Linked DNA regions of Mus musculus: regions 2 and 3 are each linked to region 1. The links are chromatin loops, found by intact Hi-C in ENCODE. Cell type or tissue: left cerebral cortex. All regions are shown on one strand. Links, peaks and the distances in the headings refer to the core of each region. The heading gives the core; the rest is flanking DNA. Region 1 holds the start of Rsrc2 (arginine/serine-rich coiled-coil 2). Region 2 overlaps Kntc1 (kinetochore associated 1). Region 3 overlaps Kntc1 (kinetochore associated 1).

What was found. A loop is a pair of places that touch in the nucleus more often than their neighbours do. Peaks named below come from ENCODE experiments on the same cell type or tissue, not always from the same donor. Only the 100,000 strongest peaks of a DNase experiment are listed, where the experiment ranks them.
Region 2: it touches region 1 in a loop (2.2-fold over the local background); 2 of 42 quality-filtered maps call a loop at or near these places.
Region 3: it touches region 1 in a loop (2.0-fold over the local background); 3 of 42 quality-filtered maps call a loop at or near these places.

Annotation. Positions count from the first base shown.
Region 1 is chr5:123,747,395-123,752,394 of GRCm38, forward strand. Rsrc2 (arginine/serine-rich coiled-coil 2) reads right to left here and starts at 2,020. Exons shown (of 10, transcript NM_001005525.2): 1 at 1,895-2,020. The coding sequence starts at 1,900. Kntc1 (kinetochore associated 1) reads left to right here and starts at 2,332. Exons shown (of 64, transcript NM_001042421.1): 1 at 2,332-2,430. In left cerebral cortex, for the core only: a CTCF peak has its summit at 2,437; DNase peaks (open chromatin) are centred at 1,124 and 2,176; H3K4me3 peaks cover 2,612 bases; H3K27ac peaks cover 806 bases.
Region 2 is chr5:123,804,572-123,809,571 of GRCm38, forward strand. Kntc1 (kinetochore associated 1) reads left to right here. Exons shown (of 64, transcript NM_001042421.1): 52 at 2,690-2,736; 53 at 4,464-4,542. Among named protein-coding and RNA genes, the nearest start is that of Kntc1, 57 kb to the left of the region's middle. In left cerebral cortex, for the core only: no CTCF peak of the experiment used is centred there; a DNase peak (open chromatin) is centred at 1,920; H3K27ac peaks cover 725 bases.
Region 3 is chr5:123,818,201-123,824,339 of GRCm38, forward strand. Kntc1 (kinetochore associated 1) reads left to right here. Exons shown (of 64, transcript NM_001042421.1): 61 at 251-340; 62 at 796-941; 63 at 1,670-1,760; 64 at 3,181-3,393. The coding sequence ends at 3,201. Among named protein-coding and RNA genes, the nearest start is that of Hcar2, 44 kb to the right of the region's middle. In left cerebral cortex, for the core only: CTCF peaks have their summits at 1,040, 1,854 (motif pointing right) and 2,669 (motif pointing left); DNase peaks (open chromatin) are centred at 1,258 and 4,772; H3K4me3 peaks cover 543 bases; H3K27ac peaks cover 713 bases.

The sequences.
Region 1 (5,000 bases), core at 1-5,000:
AACTTTTCAATCTCCTGTTACAGCCTCTCACTAGGAACCCTTTTTCTGAAAACCAATATGAGAACTGAAAACTACAGAAAAAGAGGTTTAGTCCAATAACGCTTATTCTGTAGCATGCTCAGAAGCCTGGTAACAAGAGGAACCACTGTGTGACACAGGTTATGAGCAGTCATTTCACATACAAAACACACTACAGAATAAAACCCACTTCATCATTAAACCCATGAAATAATAGGCGTCCTCCCCATCCCCCGGAGACTGAGAGCCAAAATATCAATTAGTCAGTTTTACTTCAGTTTAGTAGAAATCCATAGAAACACTGCCTGCAAACTGCAATGTTCAGTCACTGGGTCTATAAGCCACCCGTTTTCCACATTTAAATCGTGAAAACCCTAGACAACAGCTGAAGCACAGCATACAAATCCCTTTAGCAGAGGATTTGATACTAGGCCAGCTCTCTGGAGGATTACGTTTACAGTGGACGACACTGCAGAAAGCCAATAACTGAATTTATCTCACTTAAAATAATGGAACACAAGGAAAATAATACCATTCTTTTTTTTTCTTTTTTTTTTTTGGTTTTTCGAGACAGGGTTTCTCTGTGTAGCCCTGGCTGTCCTGGAACTCACTCTGTAGACCAGGCTGGCCTCGAACTCAGAAATTCACCTGTCTCTGCCTCCCAAGTGCTGGGATTAAAGGCGTACGCCACCACACCCGGCAAATAATACCATTCTTGAAGTATACTAAGAGGCCCAAGACACTAATCCCACAATTTAAAAAAGCTTGCCTACTCTTTGAAAAGTCAAAAAAAAAAAAATCATTCTAAATTCATCTAGAAAGAGGGTAGTGAGATGCAGAAAAACTACCTGTACCATTCTAATTTCAAATACTCCAACTATCAGGAAAAGTAAGCCTTATTTGCAATATGAAGTTAAAACCTGTCAGTAAAAGGAAATACAGAATGCTTACAAGAATATTTTCTTTCGAAAACCAGAAACAAATTATCACAGGCTAATATGATTCATTAGCAATGAGCATAGTATATATCCAGGGCAGGCTTCCTGTTCAGGTCTCTTAGATACGGCTTCCATTTGGTTCAGGAAGGGGGTCTTAAACAATGCTGCGGTTCTCAAAGGTTTCGGAGTTCGGGGGCAGCATGGCCTACAGAGCGAGTTTCAGGACAGCCAGGGCTACAGAGAAACCATGCCTCAAAAATAAAAACCCCAAAAAACAAAAAAAAACCAACCCCCCCCAAAAAAAAACCTCATAAATCGCTTTAAAACATAAGGGACTGGAACTAGATAGACTTTTTTTTCCCCTCTTTAAGTGAATCCCAGTTTCAACCAATAAGGTTCGCAAAACTAGAAGTAGCCCTATCACTGAGGGATCGCTCAAAGATAAATAAACAAACAAATAAAAAGACTGTGTCCTCCTACACTGCGCCTTAAGGAGCCTGCCTTTTGACCCGATGCGTCCCAGAGGATACTTCTGGTCTTTTTTTCCTTTCCGGTCAAATGCGATAAAGCGCCAAGCATGAACGCAGAAGCCTTAGGAAACGCAAAGCCTAACACCAGTCTGGGTCAAAGAGCTAAACCCCACAGTTCGGTGGGCTTCTGGAGAAATACTGGGTCAGGGAAAATGATGAGGAAAGTTCTGGAGAGGGAAAGAAAAAACCAAGCCATTCCCTGCGGCTCCCCACCCCCAGCCAGACGGCCTTACCTCCCCCTCCCTGCAGCAGGAAGCCATGATGGCGAGCGCAGCGAGCGGCCGCGGCGCCATCTTGTCCACACACAGGCACGGACAACAGCCCTGATGAGCTGGTCGCCCACTCTGTGTTAAAGAAACAAACAAACAAAAAACCCAGCCTGGCCTTCGAGCTCCACTTAGTACCTACCGCCATTATTTTTTTGAGTCCCGGCCGCTAAGGCGGCGCCTCTGCTTGCCCGCACTCAACAGTACTGGCCGCCTCGAAGCTTCGCCACAGACTGAATCTCTTGCGCGAGAGACCCGGATGGCACAAGAAAAAAAAAAAAAAAAAAAGGGGATGAGGCCGGGCCAGGCGCGCAGCTTGCTGGGAGAAAAAGTGGGTGGCGATAAGAGTTTCTATAACAACGCGGTTCGAGGCGGTGATTGGTTAGTCTCTCGAAGGGCGTGGCGTGAAGCCTACGAAGTGGGTGGGGCCAAGGATACCTCCCAGAATGGATGCTCGGTATCGGGAATTCAATTTAGTTTAGGGCGGGGCGGTTTCCGCGCTCAATTTTGAGCCAAGTTTGGCCTGCTCCGGCCTCCGTAAAAGGGGTTGAGCACGGTATTCTCCCGCCAATTCAAATCAGTGGCAGGGAAGGTAAAATGAGTAGGGGCGGTTGTGTCCGTCGGGAAGAAGTGTGAGACACTTGAGAATTCTCTTTTTAATTTCGTCAGCTGCTGCAGGTGAGACGTCAGCCTTGCGGCTCGATGGGAGCGGGAGGAGTGTTAGGTGGAACCAGCAGGGGGCTTCAGTCCGTCTCTGGGTTTTATCGATCTCTAGATGATGGCGGGAGAAAAAAATTAGAGAGGATTCTAGATGGCAGGCCGTCTGAGTTTTCGTGGATATAGCTTCATCGATAGTGTTTCATCTGATTCATGACCTTGTATTGGCTCGTCTGTTTTTTTTCCGCACTCGGTGATGTCAAAATCTGTTTATCACCTGTTTGCTCTCTTTCACCAGAAGAAAGTGTAGTCTTAAACGGGGCAGTGGTGGCGCACGCCTTTAATCCCAGCCCAGCATTCCGGAGGCAGAGGCAGGCGGATTTCTGAGTTCGAGGCCAGCCTGGTCTACAGAGTGAGTTCCAGGACAGCCAGGGCTACATAGAGAAACCCTGTCTCGAAGGAAAAAAAAAAAAAAAAAAAAAAAACCAAAACCAAAAAAACCCAAATACTTGACACAGTGTTCAACCATTTTGTCGTTGTTGTTCCCTCAAGACTATAAACCTCAGGGTTGGGAATGTTAAGTCAGTTGGTAGAGTGCTGAATAACTGGTCTAGCCTGTGGTCTGAGTCCAGACTCACAGAGCTTTGTCCTGTCTTTGCCTCCCAAGTACTAGGTTAAAGGCCAGTCTGGCTCAGAACTCAGAGATCCACCTGCCTCTGCCTCCTGAGTGCTGGGATTTAAAGTCGTGTTATGTTCTTAGCAGGAGCTCTTTTCCTTTATTCATTACATTCCTAGCCCAAATGTTATCTGCTTCCAGATAGCATATTATCAGACAATTCAAATAGAGTCCCAGGAACCATCAAAACCCAGAACAAGCAGGACGTGATAGCTCTTGACTGAAATCCCAGGAGTCTAGAGCTGAGGTAGGACGATCCTGAGTTCAAGTTAGGATCAAGACCTTTAGTTACACAGTGAGAGGCTGACTCAAAAGAAAAAGTTATTCAAAACAAAACAAACAAACAAACAACCCTTCAAGCCAGGCAGAGATGTCGCATACCTTTAATCCCAGCACTCAGGTGGCAGAGGCAAAAGGATATCTGAGTTTGTGGTCAGCCTGGTCCATACAGTGAGTTCTAGGCTACACACACACACACAAAACTCCTTCAAAACAGCCTTAGTTTTAGCTAACTCCAACATTCCCCTCCCACTCTGTGTGTGTGGACAGGATCTTGCAATACAAGCTTGGACCAGACCAAGGTTCCCCAAATTTGAAATTATTCTTCTGTCTTCGCCTTTGGCATGCTGAGATTATGGGTGTTTGCCACGATGCCTGTCTACATTATGCTCCTACATGTATACGTATATTTTCTTTACATTTATTGTGTGTGTACATTCATAGGTCAGAGGATAACATTCATGCAGTTCGTTCTTCAACTTTGTTGCTTCTTTTTTTAATTTTTAAATTTTGTGTCTTGAGTTTCTTTATATAGCCTTAGCTTTGTAGACCAGGCTGGCTTCAAACTCACAGAGATTTGTCAGCCTCTGCCTACTGAGTGCTGGGATTTAAAGGTGTGCACCACCACACCCGCCAACCATGTGGATTCTTAATGGAATTCATATTGCCAGTCAGGTTTGGCATCAAACTTCACCCTTATAACAACCATCTTGCCAGCCCTATATTACTATTTTAAAGATTAAAATTGGGGCTGGAGAGATAGCTCAGCGGTTAAGAGCACTGTCTGCTCTTCCAGCGGACGAGGGTTCAATTCCCAGTGCCCATGGGGTGGCTCACAACTGTCTGTGACTCTAGTTCCAGGGTATCTGATGCCCTCACACAGACATGCATGCAGGCAAAACATCAATGCACATTAAAAAAAAATTAGAAAATTGTAGCCACCAGCAGCCTGGGTTACTGGGTTCCTGAAAGGAAAGCTCGGGACGGATGGGAAGGTTGTGAGAGAAATAAATTAGCCAAGACCAAGTTCTCTGATCAAGGCTCAATGTTTAAAGAGCCAAAAGCCAAAAACTGTTCTTTCGTACACTGTAGTGTTCTTGAACTTGTAGGCCTCCTGTCTCTGTCTCCTGCGTGTTGGAATCACAGGCTTGCGATACTGTGCAGTGTTTATAATGTCTTAGAGATGAACATGTGTGCTAGACAAGTACATTCCTCTTCACTTTGTTTGCTGTGTTTTGAGACAGAATTTCTCCACTATGCAGCTTTGGCTAGCCTACACCATATACAGCAGCTTGGCCTTAAACTCACCGAGACCCACCTGCGTCCCTGCCCCACTCGCTGGGATTAAAGACCAGCACCTCCACGTGCAGCATCTCCTTTTAAAAAGGTTCTCTTCTATCGCAGGCTGGTTTAGAACTCATTGTGTTGTAAGGCCAGCCTTTAACCTTCTGATCATCCTGCCTCCACCTTTTTTTTGTTGGTAAAACTCAAATGATGTCTAGTGTGGGGAGGTCATACTTCCACTGAGCTGCATCCTCAGCTCCTCTCACAGGCTGGTTTTCAAAGGAAGATTTTACTTTTATTTGTGTCTGTGTGTATTTAGGTGCCTGTACCTATGGAGTCAGAAGGACAATTT
Region 2 (5,000 bases), core at 1-5,000, 57 kb after region 1:
CACTATTTAGACAGGCTGGCCTTGCAGTCACACAGATCCTCCTGCCTCTGCCTGCCGAGTGCTGGGATTAAAGGTGTACACCACCAAGCCCATGACCATACCCGGTGATACTGGGAGTGTTGGCTGGTTGTTTTTTTCTAAACTGTCCTTCTGTTTTGGTCTACCTAATATTTTCCTAGGATAGAATCTGATTTTTAGCCAGGGATCCTCATGCATGCTTTCAACCTCGGCACCCAGCAGGCAAAGGCAGGCTGACTTCTATGAGCTAGAGGCCAGCATGCTCTGCATAGCAAAACCTTGTCTCGAAATAATCATAGAAATCGAGTCTCATGCTGCATAAATGATATTAGGATATGATATTTGGAAGAATAGGATAATCTGTTTAACCTTTATGGGTAGTATTAATTTCCTTGGGGTGTGTGTGTGTGTACAGAGGTCAAGGGACAACTCTATCGAGTTAGTTCTATCTTTACAGGTTATATTGATTTAGATACATATCTTGGTATAGTTGTTCCTTCTTCTAATAGATACAGTTCTTCCTTCTGTAGTTACTAGGGGAAATACTTTTGAGAATACAGTATAAAGTCTCTACAAAATCATTCTTTATCTTATCTACCCACCCCTCTGTGTTAACCGCTGAGGATTTTTTAAACACGTTTTAGTCATGGTGGCACATTAACAGTTTGGAGGGTGTGGGCTGATGGCTTTTAGAAAATGTCATTTTTGCTTTGCTCATATTCTTCTGTGATTTAACAGAGGTTATGGGCTTTAGTCATGCTGTATAGGTGATGTATAGGTGATGAGTAGGTGATGTATATAGGTGATGAGTAGGTGATCTTTAGGTGATGTATAGATGATGAGCAGGTGATGTATAGGTGATGAGCAGGTGATGTATAGGTGATGAGTAGGTGATGTATAGGTGATGAGTAGGTGATTTGTGTAGGTGATGTGTTCTTCTGCCACATGATGTTGATGTTTTTAGAAATAGCGAATTTCACATTTGTGGAAGGAGCTAGCAATCTCAATCCAGATTTTTCAATAGTTTCTCTGAATTTTCAGGTAGAATTTAATAAGTAAAGCCTACAATTCTGTTCTTATGTAGGAAGATAATATTCTTGAAATGTATTTGTAAAAAAATGGTATAACCACTATGAAATTAAGTACTTATATTTAGTGAGTTTGTTCGATTTAGGGTGCTAATATGCTACCCAAACTTGTTTCAATTCCCAGTCAAACGTAGTTCCGCTGCAGCCGCCCAGGTAGCTGAGGTTAGCTGTAGTTGGCAGCCAGCTTTTATTTGGTTTTGTTTTATTGTCCTGACTGATTGATTTGCCTGCTGAATACTGTAGTCATTGAATGCTAAGCCTGTACTCTACCACTAAATCGTATCCCCAGCCCTTGGCATTTAACTTATTTTTTTAATTACATCCAAATTGCCTGAGGGAATTGGCTCTCTCCTACCATGTAGGTTCTGGGGAGTGGACTTGGGTCTTCAGACTTGGCAGCAAGTGCCTTTACTTGGGAGTCAACCCAGCAGCCCTGTTGGATTTTACTTAGTAGCTTTTATTTTATATTAATTTTCCATTTCATGCCAAAATGTGCTGCTGCTGTTTTGACAATAGATTTTTGAGTACCCCAGGCTAGACTCCTGTTCACCATGTAGCTGAGGATGACCTAGAACATATAGTACCTCCCAAGTGGTCTGGGGTGTGTGCTACCACACCTGGTCTGTGCTACGCTGCAGTTTGAACCCAGTGGTCCATTCTACTGTGCAAACACTCCCTGCCTGAGATCCAGCGCTAGCCCCGTTCTACCAAGAGCAGTGACTGCTTCAGTGGGAACAGAATGTAAGCGTGTGTCTAAATCGAGCATTTCTGTGTTCCAAGCTCACAGAAGCTCAGAGTAGTCAGCTCAGAGAACCTGGCAACTGAGAACTATGCCTCCCATCAAGCCTGGCACAGTGCTTTCTGAGTCCCGATGACAAATGGCTCATTTAAACTCTCTGGGGTGGCTCAGTGACAGAACACTTGGCTGGCATGCTGAGATCCTGGGCACCTGGGAGGCTGAGGCACGGCCGGAGCCGGCCAAGGCTACATAGTAAGACGGACTAGGATCAAAGGTGTGCGCCACCAGGCCAGGCTCCGTTCCTTTTAAAATTTACCCAACAAATGTAAGCTCCACAAGCACCCAGATGTTTGTTTTGTCTTCTTAGGCCATGCATGTACTCAGAGGTACTCAGAACATATTTCTGTGTGAGTGAGTGAGAAAGGACCCCCTTGTCAAGCAGAAGACATCACCGAGTAATTTACTGCAATGTGTTGTCCACATAAACATAGTTTGCTTTTTGTTTTTAAATCATTTTATTATATTGTATATGTGAGTATTTTGCTTGCATGCATGTACATATGCCACATGCATGCCTGATGCCTGCCTAAGGTTAAAAAAAAAAAAAGGTATTCGGTGCCCTGGAACTAGAGTTAGAGAAGATTGTGAGCCACCATGTGAGTGTTTGGAATCAGACTCAAGGCTTCTGCAAGAGCAACGAGTGCTCTTAGCTACTGAGCCAGACCTCCAGTCCCATGAACATAGTTTTGTATTTGGGTTTTTGGTCTGATGTATTACACTAAGATGACAGTTTGTGTGGTCACAACCTTCAGTTTTTAACCTGTATCCTTCTCTGTTCTCGAAGAAAGCATCGGAGTTCTTTGAGCTGGAAGAGGATGAAGTGCTGCATAGGTATGAATTCTTTCATTGTACTGGCCTTGACACCCAGCAGGGACCTTATGGGGACACTGATGTGATGTGGCTCCGAGAAGAATCAGGGCAGGGAGGGGAGCCATAGCCAAGACTGTGGGTTTGAACCCCTGCGAGGGTTCTCAGACTTATGCAGTGCCAGGCAAGGGGAGACTCTTCTGTCAGCCAGAACCTTTGCCCCGGGCCCTGTGTGCTCTGGAATTCTAGAAAATGCCTGGCTCAGATATAAGACACTGAATCCTTTGTCTGAGACCCCGGTCTCCGGAGTTGAGTGCTTGCCATTCGATGTGCGGAGTCTGAGTGCTCTTGGCTTGTTCTATTGAGAAGACTATCTAGGCTTGAATCAGAAGGGATGTGGTAACCACCCATCACCAGTACTTGATTCCAGCATGGGAAGAGCGCATGGTGGTAAGCTGCCAGCTCTTAACTAATCCTCACCGAGACCACCAGCAGCTGAGCAGCCTGGGGAGCCCCGCAGCTTCCTCTCCCCTGGAAATCAAATAGTGAAGACAGACTTGCAAAGCCCAGAACAAGAAAATAATTGTTCCTAGTTTTGAACAGAGCTGGCTACCTTCGTAGTCTCCGCCCTCCTTCCCTGTGGCCCACCTCACACTGCTGTTTAGAAAAGGTGGATGTTTGAGGGGGGGGGGGTTGTTACTTTTATTTGCTTTTTGTAAGGGTCTAACTGTGTCCGTGACAGGCAGAACCTACATCGGAGTCATCTCCTTGGTGGTCTCTTGGGGTTCATAAATGCTTCCAGGCTCAACATAGGTAGTTATACTGATCTAAAACTTGGGAATCTCTGCCCCAGCCTCCCCAGTGCTGAGATGACAGCCAAGCAGTACCAAGCCAGGCTTCCCTCCCAGCCCTCCAGATAGGGTTTCTTTTTGTAGGCCTGGCTGTCCTAGGACAGAGACCCTCCTGCCCCTGCCCCTGCCTCCTGGGCCCTGAGATTAAAGGCATTAAAGGCCACTACAGCAGGCTTCTTGCTTAGACTTCTAAGGGTAGGTGCACCATACCAGCTCATATACAGTTCCTGGCCTACTTAACGGAGCCAGTTATGTGGTGAGCCTTCCAAGCAATGCAGACAGTGACAGAAGACATCTCCAAAGCACTGAGACATCAGGACTTCTGTCTTTTCCATCTGAAGGCCCTGTCTCCTCCAGCTTGTCTAATCCTTCCAGGCCTAGGGCTAGAATCTAAAAGGAATCACTTACAAGGTCCTCCTGGGTCCCGGGAGAACAGGTTTTCCCGTGTGTGACACTCACTGTGCTGTAAGCTGTGGTCAGTGTCAGTTTCATCAGTAATACTGGAAGGCTGAGTGGCTATGGTACAGAGGAGAACGCTGGAAGGCAGCATTTGATCTGCACATTATCCTCTTTAGCTGTAAAGGCAGCTCACAACCATCTGTGACTCCAGTTCCAGGGGATCGCTTGTTCTCTTCTGGCCTCTGCAAGCACCAGGCACACATATGGTATACAGTCACACAAGCAGGCAAAGCATGCATACACATAAATCAAATAAACAAAATTTCAGAATAAGAGAGACTAAACCTCCTTTGAAAGGGAAAACAAAAGTGCCAATGGCCCGTATCTTCCTGGCTGACATCTAGGATGTTGTCATTTACTGTGGGCAGAAACATAGCTCCATTGTATTAGGAATCTATCTCTGAGTTTAAAAAAATGTCTTTCTTTTTTTTTCCCCTCCAGAGTCGTGTATCTCCTCCAGGCTCGTCCTGTTGATTATTGTTCGAGAATGCTGTTTGTATTTGCCACTTCAGCTACAAGTGTAAGCTCTAGAGACTCAACCTATGGCCATCTCTGCTTGGCATTTTCTCCGTGTGCATTTCTCACTTCTGGCTTCATAAACACAATTCAGATGACACGCTCACCAACACAGTTCTGGGTGATGTTATCCCATACTCCGGGATCTCTCAGTATACCACGCTCCAGTTAGCACTCCGGCCGCAGCATCTGCTCGGCAGGTCACATGATGCACCTGAGGTAGCTCTCAAAGGTGCACTTTGTTCATCGTGATTAACTTCCCTGAGCAGTCAGCACTCCTGATACCAAGCCACTATACAAACCGACCCTGGGAAGAAGCTCTACCAACCTCGTGACCCTGTGTGACCTGCTTCGGCCCTACTCACCCCCCAGCCTCTCTACCCGTGTGAAACTGCAGCCTCGGGGAGGGGACACACAAACTCATGAGTCTTCAGGAATTTTCCTATAGCGACTCTGTTGGTA
Region 3 (6,139 bases), core at 1-5,000, 71 kb after region 1:
GGCCTCAAATTCACTGTGTAGCCAAGGACAGCCTTCCCCCTGGTGAGTGCTGTGACTACAGGTACCCTTCACTGTGCTCAGTTTCTTAAGTCTGAAGCCAGAACATGGGGCTCGGTGCGTGCTGGGCGGACACTCTACCAAGTGCCCAGCTCCCAAATTTAAAAATCTTAAAGAATTTAAAAGCCTCCCAGACTTAACAGCACAGCATTACTATAACGCTTTTTAAAGTACGTTTTAATTTTTTTTTTAGAATTTTCTGAATTCCTGTGATGCTCGGATCATTTTACAGCAGATAGAAGAACATATGAACACTGGCCAGCTAGCAGGGTTTTCACATCAGGTAAGGACAATTCCCCTTCATTTTTGCTCTGTCTGATCATAGAAGGTGATTCTTATCCCCCAAATAGTCTTTCACTCTTAATCAAAAGCGTCAGGCACTGGCTGGGGATGTGACTTAGGGGTAAAGCGCTCCCCTAACGTACTCAAGAACCTGGATCCGGTCCCCAGCATCACGTGAAGATAGAAACGACAGGTGCCCTGGCTGGCTTGTTTACTGTTGTGCCCACTGGAGAATTGTGCCCATAAATATCGGCAATTAAATCTTCTTCCCCATTAAAAATAGAACCTGGGTGCACAACCGTCGGTTTCTGTTTGTGTGCTGCTAGGCTACGCCCTTTCTCCCAGAGGCTTAGTCCCAGCGCTCTAGTTATTCAGTTTCTGACTGCCGGAAACCTGTTTCGGCAAAGGGCTTACAATTAAACATATTTTAATATGATGATAACTGTCATCCCATAGATTGGAAGTCTGGTTCTGAATCATGTTGTAAATAAGAAGGAATTTGGGATTTTGGCAAAGACAAAGTATTTTCAGTTGTTGAAATGCCACGTGATAAACACCGGCAACGTCACTGAATTGGTAAACTATTTGGCAAATGACTTCAGGTAAGTTAATGATCAGTTTACTGTAGAACTTCTTAAAACGGATCTTGATTCTGCAGAAAGATGGCCGCTATAAAGCTGTTTGGCCGTAGCCGCCTATTGAGCCGTAGCGTTCCTACACATTCCCTGGAGTTCAGGCTCCTGCAGCTTGGAACCTTGGAACACGAATCCGTCATCCAGTAATTAAAGGAGTTGCCTGGATCCTCAAAATAGGTGTCTTCCTAGTCCCGCTCTGAACCCTAAATTACAACTTGATTCCTTAGACGCGTGCTTGGAGCACTGCTTGCTGGAGTTACATAACACGTGGCTCTTGCTAAGCTTGGCTAGCTCACTCTCCACACCCACAAGGGAAGGAACAGTGAGCTGCCTGGGCTGGAGCCACGACTGCATATGGGAAGGAAAAAGGAGGAGAGTACCAGCCGACACGGGAAGGGAACGTGTAGTCAGAGGCAGTGGCCACGGCTCTGTCGTCCGGGTGGTCACTCTGGGGTGCCCTGTCCCCTTCACACACCACGATTCTAGCTGTTAGTTCATCCTCAAACCCATGAGTACGTTGTCCTCTGTGAGGGAGTGACAGTTTGAGCTACAGTTGATTCGTACACTAGACCATATCTACGTGGAGAAGAATTCTGCTTGTGTACCTGGACATCGGTCTACATTGTCAACAGTCATCCCCACAGGAAGCTCTGGCCAGTCTCCTCACGCCTGCCTTGTTCTTTGTGGTTCCACAGTGTAGATGAAGCATCAGCGTTGATAAATGAGTATTCAAAGCATTGTGGGAAGCCTGTGCCAGCAGATGCAGCTCCCTGTGAGATCCTGCAGGTAAGCCAGCTGATAACTGCCTCACGTCCCACCTGAGACCATTTAGATACATTTGTTTATTTTTTATATATATACATACATACATACACTGTAGATGTTTACAGACACACCAGAAGAGGGCATCGGATCCCTTTACAGATGGTTGTGAGCTACCATTTGGTTGCTGGGAATTGAACTCAGGACCTCCAGAAGAGCAGTCAGTGCTCTTAACGGCTGAGCCATCTCTCCAGCCCTGGTTTGTTTTCTTTTTACATGTAAGACCTGGTCTTACATGTCGCTCTGGCTGTCATGAGCTCACTATGTGGTCCAAGCAGGCCTAGAACTCACTGAGATCCTCATGCCTCCGCCTCCTGAGTACTGGGATTAAAGGCGAGCACCACCACGGCCAACGTCGTTATCAACTACTATGTGCACATAGTTTTCTGTGTTCCCTTTGGTTCGCTGACACCAGCACCCCCATAAGCATGAGAAGTGAATCAGCTGTACTGGGATATTAGAGCCGCCATGATGTCACTAAAGCCCACAGGCTAAGTGACCTGCCTGAGTCATTTGCTGCCTAATGGCCCAGCTGTGACTGGAACCCCAGGGCCTCTTGGCATGCTACAGTGCACCTGTATTTAGTTACCGACCATAAAGAATGAGCTGTGTTCATGGCAGTTGGCTGTGTTCTGTGACTGTGTTGGTCAGACACTGTAGTGACAAATCCTAAGGAGCAAAGGCTTGTTTCCAAGACTGCAGGCCAGGGCCACTGGCTCCTCAGCCTGTGACAAGGCAATGTGACTGATGTCACCAAGCTGCTGGTCAGGGGTGGGAAACTCCTGTCTAGGCACAGCCTTTAGCAAGCCGAGAGTCCTCTAACCCAGCCCAGCTCTAGATGGCACCATCTCCTAAGGTGCCAGCAAAGGGACTTTCGGACACTGTTGAGTAGTGCCACCAGGTGGAGATTGATGATGCCCATGCTGACACCATGACAACACACTATTGACTTTACAAAATAGTCTTGAGACAACTTTGTAACCAGTAGTAAAGTTTGTTTCTCTCTAGTTGTACCTGTCACATTCTGGGTGCTTGTGTATGTGTGTTCTAACCCTGTGACTGAGCCCTGTGCTCTGTAGCTTATCTAACAATCTCCTCTTTTACAACTGAAGCGGGGCTGGGAAGAGGGCTTAGCAGGGAGGAGCAGCTGCTGCCAGGCCTGCGTATGTGAGTTTGATTCCCAAGAGCCATGGGTGGAAGGGGAGAGCTGACCACAAGGCTGTCCTCCGGCTCCCGTGCGCTCGCTCTCTCTCTCTCTCTCTCTCTCTCTCACTCTCTCTCTCTCTCACACACACACACACACACACACACACACTATAACTGTAACGATGGTGACAATGGAGCTGACGCTCATGAGTTATGCTTCTGTTTTTCTCCCATTTAGACATTTCTTGGTGGATCATAGTAAAACAAACAAGTTTTCAAAACAAGAGGAAGTCTGGAGTCTGCCGCTAATTAATCTTATTTATTGCAGCTTATAAATTGTGCAATCTCTATTTCATTATCCTGTAAGGAATAAATAAGACATTCAATATTGACCTAACTAACTTGAATGTCTCATATGATGAATCAATAAACTATGTGCACATAGCTTTGATGTTGGTTTCTTGTGTCATTTGTAGGGGTTTTGTTTTGAAGTTTTGGGTGATGTTAGGGGTGCAAGGGTTTTTTGGTTGGTTGTTTTGAGATAGAATTCTTTGTGTAGCCCTGGCTGTCCTGGAACTTTCTCTGTAGAGCTGGCTGGCCTTACACTCAAACATCTCCCTGTCTCTTCCTCCAGGTGCTGGGATTAAAAGCAGGCACCACCACGGCCTGCCCCCTCGTGTAATTTGTAGTCTCAGGGGGTTTTTGCACTATACATGAAGGAAACAAAATGTAAAAATAGTTCACTTTCAGGGGCCAGAGAGGAATCTCCAGCAGTTAAGAACACAGAAGGCAGGGCTGGAGAGATGGCTCAGTGGTTAAGAGCGCTGAACTGGTCCTGAGTTCAATTCCCAGGAACCACATGGTGGCTCACAACCATCTGTAATGGGATCTGTTGCCCTCTTCAGGTGTGTCAGAAGACAGTGGCAGTGTACTCATAAACATAAAATAAAGAAATAATTTTAAAAAAAAAACAAAAACACCAAAGGCTTCCAGAAGACCTTAGCTCAGTTCCCAGCACCCATATGGGAGCTCATGATGGTAAAAATTCAGTTCTTACAATGCTGGTGTTCTCTTCTGTCTCCGTGGGCACCACGCATGTACATGGTTCATACACACACACACACACACACACACACATACATACACATGCAGGCAAAACACTAGTACAGTTAAAATAAAAATAATCTCCCTTTCCCTTTTAAAAAATAACCCTATATTTAACTTCCTATCTCCTCCATGTGTAAAAATCCTGCCTTCGTTTGGGGTGATGGCTCCCTTGGTAAAATCCTCTCCATGCAAGCACAAGGGACTTAATTCAGATCCCAGCACGGTGGCTTGTGCTCGTTACAGAAGGATCCCTGGGGATTCCTAGTCAGCCATCCTAGGAAATGACATGCTCCAGGCTCAGCGAGGGAGGGGTACTGTGCCAAAATCTTAGATGGAGAACAATTGAATACGGATACCCCAGGCCAAGCTGTCATACAAGTCTTTGTGCGCACACACACACAGGAACATGCGCATGCGGTTGTCAGCGCTATTTGTTGAGCTATTTTTATTATGTTCTTATACCTCTCACCCTCCTTTCCAACCTTCATTCCACCCTGATACCTTCCAACCCCCAACACTAGGTAGGAAGGAAGGTTAGAGGGGAAATGGGGCAAAGACCTCTTTAGACTACGTCTGCTGATTAGGGGCGTTGAGTTCCTTGGGGCAAGTCCAATCTATGTTGCCATGGTTTCTCTTTGCTCATTACCCCTCGGCAAACCACAGCAACAGCAACCATCTGCAGCTGGCAAAGATCACGCCCCTGCTAGTGCGTGAGGCACATCATAATCACCTGCTGTGAAGCACTTGCACCCCCACACCTGGGATTAAAACAAAAACACATTCACACAACAGACACCGGAATTCTCACCACAATCAATTGCCATACAAAGATGGAAGACAACGATGTGCTAGGCAGGAAAAGGGTTGAATGCCAGGGATTTCCTACAAGGTGTTAAAGGAGCAAAAGGAGTGCCAGGCATGGGCTGGAGAGACGGCTCAGCGATTGAGCACTTCCAGATGAGGGTCTGTACCACTGCCTGGGAAGGTGGTGTCCATATAGATGCCTGGCTATCTAGAGGTTGGGGTCAAGCTTCCTGACATAGGAGACTGCCTATGATATGATATGATATGATATGATATGCACTTGTCCATTCTGGCCCTATGGTGTCTCCAGCGCCTGTCATCCTTTTCAAGATGCAACTGCTTGCATGTGGGTTGCTACCCACTTACACGTGGACCAGTGCCCAGAGTCATTCCTGAAGTGGCTGTCCCCTCTGGGGATCTGAGGTCTGTGATTCAAAGCAACATAGTGATGACTTTCAGGATAAATAAAAGACTTCTTAAAAGTATCTGAAAAATGTATTCAGAAAAATAACCTTAAAGAGTTATATAACAGTGGGCTGGTGAGAGTGTTGCTGTGTAGCCCTGGTTGCCAGGAACTCATTGTTTAGACCGTGTTGCAATCATACAAAGATCCACTTGCCTCTGTCTCCGAAATGCTGGGAATGAAGGCGGCACCCCACCAAACCTGGCCAGTAAAGCTATTTTTAAAAAATGGACTTTTTTTTTTTTTCTTGTCTTTAGTCACGTTACCTGGCTGTGTAACTCAATATGGCTTCAACTTTCCTGCCTCTGCCTCCCATACCCATGGTAAAGTTACTTTTTAAAACATTAGGACAGAGCTGGTGAGTTTGCTAAGCAGATAAAGGCAGCTGCCACCAAACCTGGTGACCTGACTTTAACCCCCAGGACCCACAGGATAGGAGAGAAATTCAGGCTCATCTGTGACTACATTAGTTAGGAGTTCTAGGATACATGAGGCTATCTAGAAAGTAAGATGAGCATTGTTTTTAGCTGAGCATGGGGCTCATGCCCTTAGTCCAAATATCTGGGAGATAGAAGCAGAAGGATATTTTAAGTGTGTGTGTGTGTGTTATGCCTCCAAGAACATAGCCCTGTAATGAGAGTTCCTATCTAGCATGTTCCAGGATTTGGAATCAATTTCTGTTTTGTCTCCAGGTTGTATTTTTTTACCCTCTAAATTTACCTAAAAAAACAAAAGTCAGGTGGAATGCAAGTTCTGGGAAACAGGATACACATACTCTGTGCTGTTCCTCTAAGTCCAACTATAAGCTCTACACATGAGACAG